Regions from separate parts of the Homo sapiens genome. Here region 2 is linked to region 1. The links are chromatin loops, found by intact Hi-C in ENCODE. Cell type or tissue: natural killer cell. All regions are shown on one strand. Each heading gives the region's core, and the rest is flanking DNA. Links, peaks and the distances in the headings are about the cores only.

What was found. Peaks named below come from ENCODE experiments on the same cell type or tissue, not always from the same donor. Only the 100,000 strongest peaks of a DNase experiment are listed, where the experiment ranks them.
Region 2: it touches region 1 in a loop (2.9-fold over the local background); 89 of 110 quality-filtered maps call a loop at or near these places.

Annotation. Positions count from the first base shown.
Region 1 is chr5:151,231,093-151,238,035 of GRCh38, forward strand. No RefSeq gene overlaps it. Among named protein-coding and RNA genes, the nearest start is that of CCDC69, 10 kb to the left of the region's middle. In natural killer cell, for the core only: no CTCF peak of the experiment used is centred there; a DNase peak (open chromatin) is centred at 3,869; H3K27ac peaks cover 1,085 bases.
Region 2 is chr5:151,136,202-151,142,409 of GRCh38, forward strand. ANXA6 (annexin A6) reads right to left here. Exons shown (of 26, transcript NM_001155.5): 3 at 3,952-4,042; 4 at 3,152-3,246; 5 at 2,477-2,590; 6 at 1,030-1,120; 7 at 55-134. Among named protein-coding and RNA genes, the nearest start is that of ANXA6, 18 kb to the right of the region's middle. RefSeq lists enhancers at 5,311-5,390, 5,411-5,620. In natural killer cell, for the core only: no CTCF peak of the experiment used is centred there; DNase peaks (open chromatin) are centred at 3,010 and 3,630; H3K27ac peaks cover 3,123 bases.

The DNA of each region.
Region 1 (6,943 bases), core at 1,204-6,203:
TGGGTTTTCTGGACTCTGGATAGAAAGGCTGGTTTTGGCCAGGCACGGTGGCTCATGCTGGTAATCCCAGCCCTTTGTGAGGCTGAGGCAAGTGGATCACTAGAGGTCAGGAGTTCGAGACCAGCCTCGCCAACATGGCAAATCCTGTCTCTACCAAAAATACAAAAATTAGCCAGGCATGGTGGCATGTGCCTGTAATCCCAGCTACTCGGGAGGCTGAGGCATGAGAATCTCTTGAACCCAGGAGGCAGAAGTTGCAGTGAACTAAGATTGCACCACTGCACTCCAGCCTAAAAATAAAGGTTGGTTTTGACAGGCTCCTCTTGAAGAATGAAAACACCTGAAATTGTTGAGTCCTTAGAATTCTACTGGAGTATTTCTCAAGATATGGGCAGGCTCATTTGCTTCAGAAGCATCAGGGATTGGTTAAAGTGCAGTTTCTCTGGACTTCTCTCTCTTTTCCCCATCCACTGCATCAGGACTGAGAGGACTGAGTCAGAGGAATCTTCACACTCAAGGTTGAGCTTTACTGCCCCAAAGCTTGTGTGGGTCTCCTTGCCAGGGAACTGAATTGCTACATGGATTGGATTGGATTGTGTTGAATTGAATGAAAGGGTAAGTCCTTGGAAAGGAGAATTGAATCTGAGTAACACTAATTAGCAAGAAGTCATCCCTGCCTATTTTCCCAGGAGAGCTGTAGTTTGGGATTTGGGCTGCCTTGGGAGAGGCATCAAAAGATTCACTTTACCACTTTCTTTACCAAGAGTCAGTTCATGTAAATCATGGTCGGCCAGTGCTTTCTCTGTTCAGTGAAGTTCAGATAAAGATCCCTAAGGAGCTTGGATGGTAAGAGTAGGAGGAGCACAGAACATCACCTAGAAATACTCTCTCTTTTTTTTTTTTGAGACAAAGTCTCGCCCTGTTGCCCAGGCTGGAGTGCAGTGATGCAATCATGGCTCACTGCAGCCTCGACCTCCGGGGTTCAGGTGATCCTCCCACCTCAGCCTCCTGAGTAGCTGGGACTATGGGCATGTGCCACCATGCTTGGCTAATTTTTGTATTTTTTTGTAGAGACAGGGTTTTGCCATGTTGCCCAGTATTGTCTTGAATTCCTGGCCTCAAGTGATCCTCCCGTCTTGGCCTCCCAAAGTGCTGGGATTACAGGTGTAAGCCACCATGTCCAGCTGCCTGGGAATACTCTCTAGGGAAAACTGCACATGCTTTCCTTAAGTAAGCTGTGGGGTCTGGAGGCCGCTAGGAATGAACAATAGTGAACATTTCATTGCATCAGTGGCTCTCAAAATGTGGACCAGGCTTTAACAGCATCAGCATCTCTTGGGAAATTGTTAGAAAAGCATCAGACATCCTGGGTGTGGGCCTCAGCAATCTGTGTTTTAACATCTCCTCCCCATAATTGTGATGTGTGCTTATGTTTGAGAACCACTGCTTTAGACCTTCATGTCCTCCTCATGTCTGATAGATGTCTGATAGACTTAAAAAAAATGGACACAGAGATGAGGGACAAAGTAGGGTCCAGGGCTCAGTGAGTCGATGGGTAAGCACTGTTTTCTGGGTTTGAGACATCCTTGGCAACACTGGGTGTCTAGTGTCTAGACCACCCCTACCCACATCCTTCGTGTGAAACATGGTGGACTGTTCCATGGGCTACATGAGCCAGGCCCTGAACCACCCCACATCTAGAGACCTTAGGAGAATCCTTCCTTGCTTTGGAGATTCTGAGGCTCCCTTTTGGATACAGTCTTCTGATGAGCAGCGTGTTGATTTATAAGTAATTGACTGAGCAGGACTCCAGCATTAGCTTGGGTCTTTCCAGGCTCAGAACAGAGCTGGGTATTCACTTGCCCGGCTGCAAGCAGACAGTAAACTCCCTACCCCTCTACCTTGCCTCCCCCAATATACATCTCATCAAGGGACCATCTGCACCTTCTGCATATTCCCACTGACATCATGCTCTCAATTCTATCCAACTGCAGACACATTAACTGTATAGCCTTGTTCAGTGGATCCTCATTTCCAGCAGCCCACTTCATTCTTTGATTTGAAAAGTGAATATTTTTCAACCTGTATAGCCTGCTATGTAATCATAACTTAAGCAACCGTTTTCCAACAGACGACTATGCCTTGACCCCTTCTTCTGGGAAACCTGGCATTTCCTGGTCCTGGGTCCTGATGCATCTTCCTTGTTCTACCCTAGTGGGAGGGTCTTACCCACATAAAACAATGGGAATGAGAGTTGGAGGATGGTGAGGTCAGCAACTGGGCTTTCCAAACTGAAAATTGGACCACATGAGGTAGCAAAGAAATTTTGTGACTTATGTATATTTTTATTGATCTGATTCTATTCATGCATTACTGTTCGCCAAAATATTGGAATTTCTGGGACATTTAGAGGGACAAGGAGGTAGAATAATATTTGTAAATCGGAGTGGCCCAGAATATATGGGAGATATACCTAGGTCTGCAGGTTAAAACCCAAATGTCTATAGGGCTAGGTAGGTACCTAAATTAGAAAAAGGCTAGTATAAGTTGGGGACAGGTGCAAACTGGGGGCCATATACCAAACCAAAAGGAGCACAGGTGGCTGCACTGCAGTGGATTGGTGTTAGAAGGAAATGGAGGCCCTGATTGGCCTGACCTTCTAATTTTCTAAGTGAAACTGAAAATCTTTTTTCTTTTTTTTTAAGAGATAGGGTTTTGATGTGTTGCCCAGGCTAGAGCGCAGTGGCTATTCACAGGCACGATCATGGTGCACTGCAGCCTCAAACTCCAGGGCTCAAGCGATCTTCTGCCTCAGCCTCCCAAGTAGCTGGGACTATAGGTGCATACCACTATGCCCGGCTCAATTTTTTTATTTTTATTTTTGGCAAGGTCTCGCTTTGTTGCCCAAGCGGGAGTGCACGGCACAATCATGGCTCACTGTAATCTCAACCTGCTAGGCTCAAGTGATCCTCTCGTCTCAGCTTCCTGAGTAGCTGGAACTACAGGTGCATGCTACCACACCCAGATAATTTTTGTATTTTTTGTAGAGATATGGTTTTGCCATGTTGGCCAGGCTGGTCTCGAACCCCTGGGCTCAAACAATCCTCCTGCCTCAGCCTCCCAAAGGTCTGGAATTACACGTGTGAGCCACTTTGTCCAGCAACCCCACCCCCCACTTTTTAAATGTAAAATCTCTCTTTCTCTTTTACACAAACACATGCACACAAATCACCATGCAAGCTAAACAAAATATTTGCAGGAGGTTACATTGCCTGTATTCCAGGTAGACAAATAATGCAACAAGGGTTATGGAAAAATACCATGGAAGCAAAAGCAGTGATTAACTCTGTCTGGGAGAGTGAAGGTCGGGGCAGCTTCTCCAAGGATGTGATGTCTGAGCTGAGCTGTGTAGATTAAGCAGGGGTTCTGCTTGTCCACAAAGTGGGAAGAACATTTTATGCCCAGTGGCACTTTCAGGGGGGCCTCGGAGGCTCAGTGCAGCTGGAATACTGGGGGAATGCAGAGAGCGAGGAAGATACAGATAGGCAGAGGCCTTGAAGGCCTGGCCAAGACATTTTTCCTTTATCCCGTAGGAGTGGGAGTGGTGTGGTCAGATTGGTGGTATCCAAGGTCACTCTGGGGCTCACGTGGAGAATGGCGAGGAAGCGCTGTGCTGAAGCAGTCAAGTATCTACTGGAATAGTTCATGAGAGTGTGGGTGAGGATCCCAAAGGCACTTTGGTGCAAAAGGATTGCAGCCTTGAGGGCCAGCTCAGGCCCTGTCCTCACAGAGCTCCCGGACTGATATAATAAGGTAACTACGGTGCGCAGCAGTGTGGGGTGCCTTTGGGTAGGCGGAGAGCAGTTTCCTCTACTCTTAGCCTGGGAGGCGGCAGCTAGCGGCCGGCAGTGTTGTGGTTACCAGGGCCTTGGGTTACAACACATGTTTGTTTTTTAAAAACGTTGCGATACCTTTTAAATCAGGGCCCTGGACAGGGTCCAAGGACAGTAGCAAGGACCAGCCCCCATGGTGCTTCTTAAAGAAGCAGCTGCAGAGGAGGGACGGAACCTTGGGAACCTGGATTTCTGGGGGACCCTAAGTTCAGGCAGGGCTTGGAAGCTGGGCAAGGCTGGACGCAGCCTCCAGTTCACCCCATTCCTCCTCTTCCTTCCTCAAGGCTCTTTTGGCTCAGGAGCACTTGGAGAAGATGAACTGTCTTCCAAGCTGTCTTGGAAAGCTACAAGTGGTAGGCAGAGGCACCCAGGAATGTAGAGTCCAGCTCCTCGAAAGAAAGGAAGACCAGGCCGGGCATGGTGGCTCACACCTGTAATCCCAGAACTTTGGGAGGCTGAGGCGGGTGGATCACAAGATCAGGAGTTCAAGACCAGCCTGGCCAAGATGGCGAAACCCCGTCTCCACTAAAACTACAAAAATTAGCTGGGTGCGGTGGCAGGTGCCTGTAATCCTGACTACTCAGGAGGTTGAGGCAGGAGAATTGCTTGAACCTGGGTGGCAGAGGTTGCAGTAAGCTGAGATCACGCCACTGCACACTAGCCTGGGTGACAGAGCAAGACTCTGAAAAAGGAAGGAAGGCAGGCAGGCAGGCAGGCAGGCAGGCCTTCCAACTGGTCAAAGATTCAGGGGTCTGGCTTGACAGGGAGTGAGTGCCCCATTGCGGGAGGTGTTCAAGCAGAAGCTAACGTTGGTCAAGTGTGTTGGAGAAAGTGTACAAGGGTCTGCTGGAGGAGGGGTCTGGAGGGAATGGACTCTTAGATTTGATTGGGACTGGAAGAGATCTTCGTCGTAGTCCCTTTTCAGAGGCAAAAGTTATTCTTTTCTTTTCTTTTTTTTTTTTTTCTGAGATGGAGTCTTGTTCTGCCGCCAGGCGGGAGTGCAGTGGTGCGATCTCAGCTCACTGCAACCTCTGCCCCCTGGGTTCAAGCGATTCTCCTGCCTTAGCCTCCCAAGTAGCTGGGACTACGGGTGGGCACCACCACACCAGGCTAATTTTTGTATTTTTAGTAGAAACAGGGTTTCACCATGTTGGCCAGGATGGTCTCGATCTCCTGACCTCGTGATCCTCCCACCTCGGCCTCCCAAAGTGCTAGGATTACAGGCATAAGCCACCGTGTCTGACCAAAAGTTATTCTTTAAAGGAGTCAGGATTAGGTAGGATTCAAGAGACTTTCACTCTTGTGCAGTGTTGGTGAGAATGTAAATGGTGCAGCCACCGTGGAAAACAGTATGGAGATTTCTGAAAAAATTAAAAATAGAACTGTATGATCCAGCCATCCCATGAAAAGAGATCTACTCTCCTGTGTTCATTACAGCATTATTCACTATAGCCAAGATATGAAAACAACCTAAATGCCCATCAACAGACGAATGGGTAAAGAGAATGTGGTGTACACATATGACGAAATTGTATTCAGGCTGGGCACGGTGGCTCACACCTGTAATTCCAGCACTTTGGGAGGCCAAGGCAGGTGGATTACCTGAGGTCAGGAGTTTGAGACCAGCCTGGCCAACATGGTGAAACCTCGTCTCTACTGAAAATACAAAATTAGTGGGTGTGGTGGCATGGGCCTGTAATCCCAGCTACCCGGGAGGCTGAGGCAGGAGAATTGCTGGAAACTGGGAGGTGGAGGCTGCAGTGAGCCAAGATTACACCACTGTACTCCAGCCTGGGTGACAGAACGAGACTCTGTCTCAAAAAAAAAAAAAAAGAAAAGAAAAGAAAAGAAAAAGATAAAAGAAACAGTATTCAGCCTTAAAAAGAAGGAAATCTTGTCTTTTGTGACAACATGGATGAACCTGGAGGACATTATGCTAAGTGAAATGAGCCAGTCATGATGCCATTTATAAGAAATATCTAAAATAATCAAACTCCTAGAAGCAGAGAATTGGATGGTGGTTGTCAGGAGCTGATGGGGGAGGGTACCGGGGAGTTGTTGCTCAGTGGGTATAAAGTTTCTGTTATGCAAGATGAATAAGTGCTAGACATCTGCTGTACAACAGAGTGCCTATGGTTAATAATACTTTATTACACACTTAAGAATTTAAGAGGGTAGATCTCATGTTAAGTGTTCTTACCATAAAAAAAAACAAATGAAAACAAACAAACAAACAAAAACCAAAGGGGCACAGGAAACTTTTGGAAGTGATGGATATGTCTATTACCTTCATTGTGGTGATGTTTCATGGGTGTATGCATATGTCCAAACTCATCAAATTATTCACATTAACTATGTGCAGTTTTTTTGTATATCACTTATACCTCAATAAAGCTGTTTTTGTTTTGTTTTGTTTTGTTTTGTTTTTTGAGACGGAGTCTTGCTTTGTCGCCCAGGCTGGAGTGCAGTGGCCCTACCTGGGCTCACTGCAAGCTCCGCCTCCCAGGTTCACGCCATTCTCCTGCCTCAGCCTCCCGAGTAGCTGGGACTACAGGCACCTGCCACCACACCAGGCTAAGTTTTTTGTATTTTTAGTAGGGACAGTTTCACCGTGTTAGCCAGGATGGTCTTGATCTCCTGACCTTGTGATCTGCCCGCCTCGGCCTCCCAAAGTGCTGGGATTACAGGCGTGAGCCACCGCGCCCGGCCAATGAAGCTGTTTTTTGAAAAATAGAGACTTCCATTCTGATGCTTGGTTTGCTATTGACTTGCACCATGACTCTGGATAATTCACATACATTCACATTCCCCACCCCACTCTTTGCTCAATTCCTGGCTTCCAGTAAGCACTGCAAAGATTTGTTGAACAAATGGGTGAATGAATGAATTAGTTGGACTGAGTATGAAGTTTACATTCACACTTGTGCATGTATGAGTAATTTCATTTTTTTTTTCTGGGTAAAGGCCTATATCTTGAATTGCCATCACCATCATTTATTGAGAATTTACTATGATATGCTAAGGGCTTCGTATACTTATCACATTTAATC
Region 2 (6,208 bases), core at 77-5,076, 96 kb before region 1:
GCCAGACAAAAGCTATCCCAAGCTCCAGAGGAAAAAAATAGGCTGTGAACCAACCTGGAGCAGGACCACAAGCATCTTCTGGAAGTGGCCAGAGGTGTCGCCGATGATGTCAGCCTCCAGGTCCCGCTCGTAGGCTGCAGAAAGGAACGCAAGCTCTAGTCTCATCCCCAGAGACCTCAGGGATCTAGGATAAAGGGCCCTGCTGCCCCCAAAATGATCAGATATTTTTAAGAATTCCAAAACCCAGTCTACACGTCCATCATGGCAAGACCCAGGGTATATTTTCACAGCTCTTCGTACTGACCATGATATGATGAAATGGAATCTGTTCATTCTCTCTAGCCCACCTATACCATGACGGCCCACCTGGACAGTGGCTACAGCTTTCCGATGGTTCTCTCCTCCTCTATTCTCAATTCCTTTCCAACCCACGGCAACAAGGATGGCTGTCTTAAAACCCATATCTGATCATCATACTCCCCAACTTCTCATTAGACTCAGAATAAAACACCATCTCTCTCTTGGCCTGCAGGCCCTGTGTGATCCTGCCCTGTCCTCTACCTGTCTAGCCTTGTACCGGCTACCAGGCTCATTTCTATTTCAGGGCCTTTGCACTTGCCGTGACCTCTGTTGGAAGGATCTTCTCTCCATTCTTTATACGATTGGTTCCTCATTTCCTCCCAAGACCTCACTGGTAAAAGTTTGATTCTTGTTACCTTATTTCCTGTACAACACTTAGCTAAAATCCATCATCACTGTGTTTATCTGTTCACCTGTTTATTGTGTGTCTCCTTCATTATCTCATTATCTCATTGGCCTAAGAGAGAGGGACCCCTTTGGTTTTATCCCGAGAACCTAGCACATCACCCAGCACAGAGCAAGTACTTATTGGGTAGATAAATGGGTGGACAAATGGATCAGAGGAAAGGAGGAGAGAAGGTAGATGGCTAGAATCTTAGTGTCCCCACTGTTGCAATCATCCTCATTTTGTATCTGAAGATCCTAAGCGGCCCCTCCTGCCCATCTCACCATCTTTGTATGCTGCCACCAGCTGGTGCATCTGCTCATTGGTCCGGGAAGCCAAGATCTCAATGAGGCACTTCTCATCAGTGCCAATGCCCTGGGGGTAGAAAAAGAGCGCATGAATTAAGGGCAGGGATGGGAGGTCACTGGACACAGGTTGGGATCAGGGAGTGGCCAGAGCTATGACACCCCAGGACTCAGGAGGTTCCTACCCAGCTCTTAGGCACTGATTGGGAACTCCTGCCTTGAGACTCATAAGACATGGTCATATGATTTGGATGTGTTTCCCCACCAAATCTCATGTCGAATCGTAGACCTGAATGTTGGAAGTGGGGCCTGGTGGGAGGTGGTTGGATCATGGGGGCGGTTTCTCATGAATAGTTAGCACCATCTCCTTGCTACTGTTCTCACGATCGTAAGTTCTTGTGAGATCTGGTTGTTTAAAAGTATGTAGCACTTCCCCACCTCCCGCCTTGCTCCTGCTCCCACCATGTGAGATGCCTGCTCCCTCTTTGCCTTCTGCCAAGACTGGAAGCTTCTTGAGGCCTCCCCGGAAGCAGAAGCCACAATGCTTCCTGTTCAGCCTGCAGAACCATGAGCCAATTCAACCTCTTTTCTTTATAAATTACCCAATCTCAGGTGTTTCTTTATAGCGATGTGAGAATGGACTAAAACACAAAGGTTCTAGTTCTGCCTCCTCCAGCTTTGTGAATTCTCTTCAGAAACTATCTTTTTGGGCCTCAGTTTTCTCATCTGTAAAATGTAGATGATATTAGTTGCTCTGCCAAACTCACAGGGAGATTGAGAAGATAATAATCTCACATTGCTAAGTGCATCAGTTTATAAAATGAATTCATGCTTAATAGCTCATAGAAGACAAAGATCATAGCACTTTATAGACTGTAAAGTGCTAGATACACTTAAAGGGCTTTGCCTCTCTTTTTCCTAGGGGGCAATTCTCTACCTCTACCTCAACCGGGCTGAACTACTCTTCATACCCTAAACACAGATCCACAACTTCTCCTGCCATTTTTACACCCTGCAATGACCTTGACACTGCTATCCACCAAATCCTCTCTGGGCTTTGGGGCTTAACTTGATCCTATTATCCTTTAAGATGCCCTCTCAAACAACCCTTGGCCCAGGGTCATGTTGATTACCTTTAGTGTGCCCTTGGCCTCAGGAGTGTTGGACACAATTTGTCTCCATGTCCCTATAACCTGTATCCTTGGACTACAAGCTCCTGGTAAGGGGGTCTGCATCATGTTGACATCTGTCTGCATCTCTCTGTGTGCGGATCGGGATGCTCCTCTGGGATAAATTTAGATGTGTCTTTGAAGCAGGACACATGTGCTGGGTGGGTATGGGGCTCACCAGTTGCTTTTGGAAGAGCCCAGAATCTTCCCATTAACCACATCCCCACCCCAACACCACATACACCCCCACTTCTTACCGAGATGGCATCTTTAATTTCTTTGGCATCACAATAGGCAGGTGGCCTCATCAGGCCCACAATCAACCGTTCAAACTTGCCCGTCAATTCATACTTTAAATCAGCAATGAGGTCCTGGCAGGTGGGGAAGAAGAGGAGATAGAAGAGGAAAGAGGAAGAGTAGTTACAACGGTAAGAATTACACTTAATGAGCACTTACTCTGGCAGGTGCTGGGCTAAGTAATCTCATTAAATCATCACCCTTGGAGGTATGTACTGTTACCAACCCTAAGAGACAGGCTCAGAAACAACAGAGGTCTTACTCCATGTCATGCTGCTAGCAAACGGCTATGCAGGGTCAGGTCCACAGCCCTGTGCCACTTCCCCACCACTGTCTGTTTCCTCGTTTACTGTGTATCTCTCTCACTATCTGGCAGTCCACAGAGTTGACACCTCACCCATCTTATTCACTAGTGCAGCCCTAACACCTAGCACGAGCCCAGCATACAGCAGGTGCTGTGGGTGTATTAAAGGCTGAAAGACGCCCAGCTGATGAGAAGAAAAAGAGCAGGGTAAGGTGTCAGCCCACAGGCTAACCTGGAGTGCCATATCCAGGAAATAACCTGAACGAGCACACAGGTGAATGAAATCATTCTTCCACCCGCACCCCATGGGCCCTCCGGTTGCTGTGGTTACCTTGCCGTAGAGGGACTTGTAGCTCTGGCAGACCTCCTGCCTCTGCCTGTTGCTCCGTGAGGTGATTATGTCCAGTATGGCCTCCTTGTCACTGCCTGGAATAGGGGAGAGCAATCATCATCCTACCCACCCTGCCTCCAGGAAGCCCACCAGGGCCACTTCCTTCCCTGGACACAGGCCTAGTAGCTCCCTGCAGGCCTCAGCATGAGCCTTCCACTCATCAGGTGCTGGTGTCAGGGCAGAGGGTCATGGGGATTTATTAAGTCACGACTGAAAGTGGACACAGCACACACAATATCTGTGCTCAGAAGGCCCCTGATCCAGCTCCTCACTGCACAAATCAGGAAATTAAGGCCCAGAGAGGGGCAAGAACTTGTCCAAGGTCTCACAATGAACCTGGCTTAGAAAACCCAGGTATCCTAACACCCAGTACAGGGTTCTTTCCACCACAAGACAAAGAAGAACATAAGCACCACCTTCGGATTGTGGCTGCCTCTGGGCAAAGGCAGCGGGCGGCATTATCAGGAGGGGGATCTACCAAGGAAACTTCAACTATGCTAATGAAGCACTAGTTCTTAAATTTGGTGGTAAATCTATGGGTGAAATTTCTATTATTCTTTATACTTTTTTTCTGAAACATTTTATTATAACATCATGAAAATTAATAAAAAGAGGAGACCAAAAAAATGAATAAGTGCACTTCACCATTTCACAGACCCTACCACCACCACCAGAAGGGCTCTGGGCTGTGTCTACTTTTGGGGGATACCCCTCAAGCTCCCATGAAGCCTGGCACCCACCAAAGCCCTTCATGGCAGTGTACAGAGCCTCGGCATCCTGGTTGGGGTCAAAGCCTGGGAAGTCATGGATGGAGCCCCGGTACTTGGCACCCTGTGGAGAAAAAAGTAGAGGGTGAGCTGCCAACCCCGGACTGAGACCAAGCTCCCAGCCCCAACCTCAGGTCAGATGCCTACCCTGGTCCAGGCTGAGCTGCTTTCCCTGCAAAATCCAGTGCTGGCCACATACACCCTGGGGAGCGGTGTGGATGACTTTCCCATACCACCTGCTGCAACCCGCCCAAAGGACAGTGCCATTTCCCCAAGGGAGGGGGGCTTGGCCAAGGCCTGCAGCCCTGCACCACCTTCCAAAGCATCCAGGAGAGGGTAAAAAAGCCTGGCTGAGTATAGGAGATGAAAATGATCCCTGCAAGAATAGCAAGAGTCAAATATATATATATATATATATATATATATTTTAAGAGATGGGGTCTCACTCTATTGCCCTGGCTAGTTTTGAATGCCTGGCCTCAAGCAGTCCTCCCACATTGGCCTCCCAAAGTGCTGGGATTACAGGCATGAACCAGTGCACCCAGCCAGCCCCTCATATTTTTATGGCATTTTATGTTTACACTTTCACCTCTGTGAATGTCATTAGTGTAGCCATTTGTAGACGCTCTTAAGATTATTTCTATCACAGAAGCCAAGCCCAAAGAAGAGCCACTTGTGGGAGGTCACACAGAACTCAGACCTTTTCCCTCTGCTCTCCAGCCCCGCTCTGCTCTCCAGCTCCAGGAACCTTGCAGGTGCCAGCTACTGAGGGTGGGGTCCTGGGCACAGGGGGCCCAGAGACACTCTCATTTCAATGCCAAGACAAGGCACTGCCCCTCTGGGCCCAGTAAACTGCGCTGTGAACTGGCATCTGAGGACAAGCTGGCTTGGTCTTTGAGGGGAAGGAGAGAAGCGGCAGAGAGCCAGGGGATCTTAGACATCGAACCTGAACCTGAATGCACAATGGGACTGGTTCACAGAGAAGTCAGATGTGGGTCAGTTACATGGCACTGAAAAGTGGGGGGTCTGGGAGAGCAGCTGAGAGCTGGCAGAGTGGAGGATGCCAGAGCCTGTCACCGAGCACACAGCACAGTGACAAGGCACTTCATTTGTGCTAGGCCCTACACTAATGGCTGAGGAATTGGGGAGAAAGGGGACCCAATTCCTGTCTTTCACGAGCTCCTGGCCCAGTGGCAGAGACAGACAAGCACATCAATTACTATAAAGCTTGTAGTAAATACATTAAGACAAAAATAAGGTAATGTGGGAAAACAGCAGAGGCTGATCCAGCTGCGGGAAATCAGGAAAGAATCCAAAAAAGAGGGAATGGAGGGTGGGCCACACAGATCTTGCCTTCAAGGAGTCAGAGGTGGAGCAGAGTGAGTCCTGGACCGCCTCCCCCTCTCCCCGTCTCCGTGCCTCCCAACGTCTGCACTGCAGGACCCCGGCCAGGCCTCTGGATGCTCTCTGGTCTCTGTCTGCAGAGGCTGGCTCCTCTGAGGTATGCATGCGTCGGCGTGGAGTTACTATTTAAAGTTCTGACCAGAAAGGAACACAGCTCTCTTCCTGCCACCTGGGAATCCCCTGCAACCTGATCACGCCCCTGGGCAGAGACTTAAAGAGTAACACATGCCGAATACCCAGAGCAGGGCGCCTTGCAAGGAGCTCAGTGAGCGCAGGATGGGGGCTTTACTGCCAGCGCTCCCCTTGGCCTTACTTCAGACCTCACGGCCGGAGCTTGAGAAATTCCTGCTGCCTTCTCCACCCCGGTGGGCAGTTTGATCCAGAAACCTCTGAGAGCAGATACCAGATCCATCTGCCCACTGCACAGAGATTGACCAAATACTCAAGTATTTGCCACATGAATAAAATGAACAAGAACACGAAACAACTGGGGTCCTCCAGGAATTTCACTTCTAAATCCTTTTCTCTTTCTTTCTGGACACCTCCAGTCCAGCGATATCAAAAAAGCACAGCAGGCAATATTAGCTACTAGGATGGATGGAGAAACAAGAGGTGCCTGGGCACAGTGGCTCATGCCTGTAATCCCAGCACTTTGGGAGGCTAGACGGGAGACCACTTGAGGTAGGGAGTCAGAGACCAGCCTGGCCAATGTAATGAAACCCTGTTTCAGCTAAAAATACAAAAATTAGCCAGGCATGGTGGCAGGCACCTGTAATCTCAGCTACTCAGGAGGCTGGGTCAGGAGAATCACTTGAACCTGGGAGGC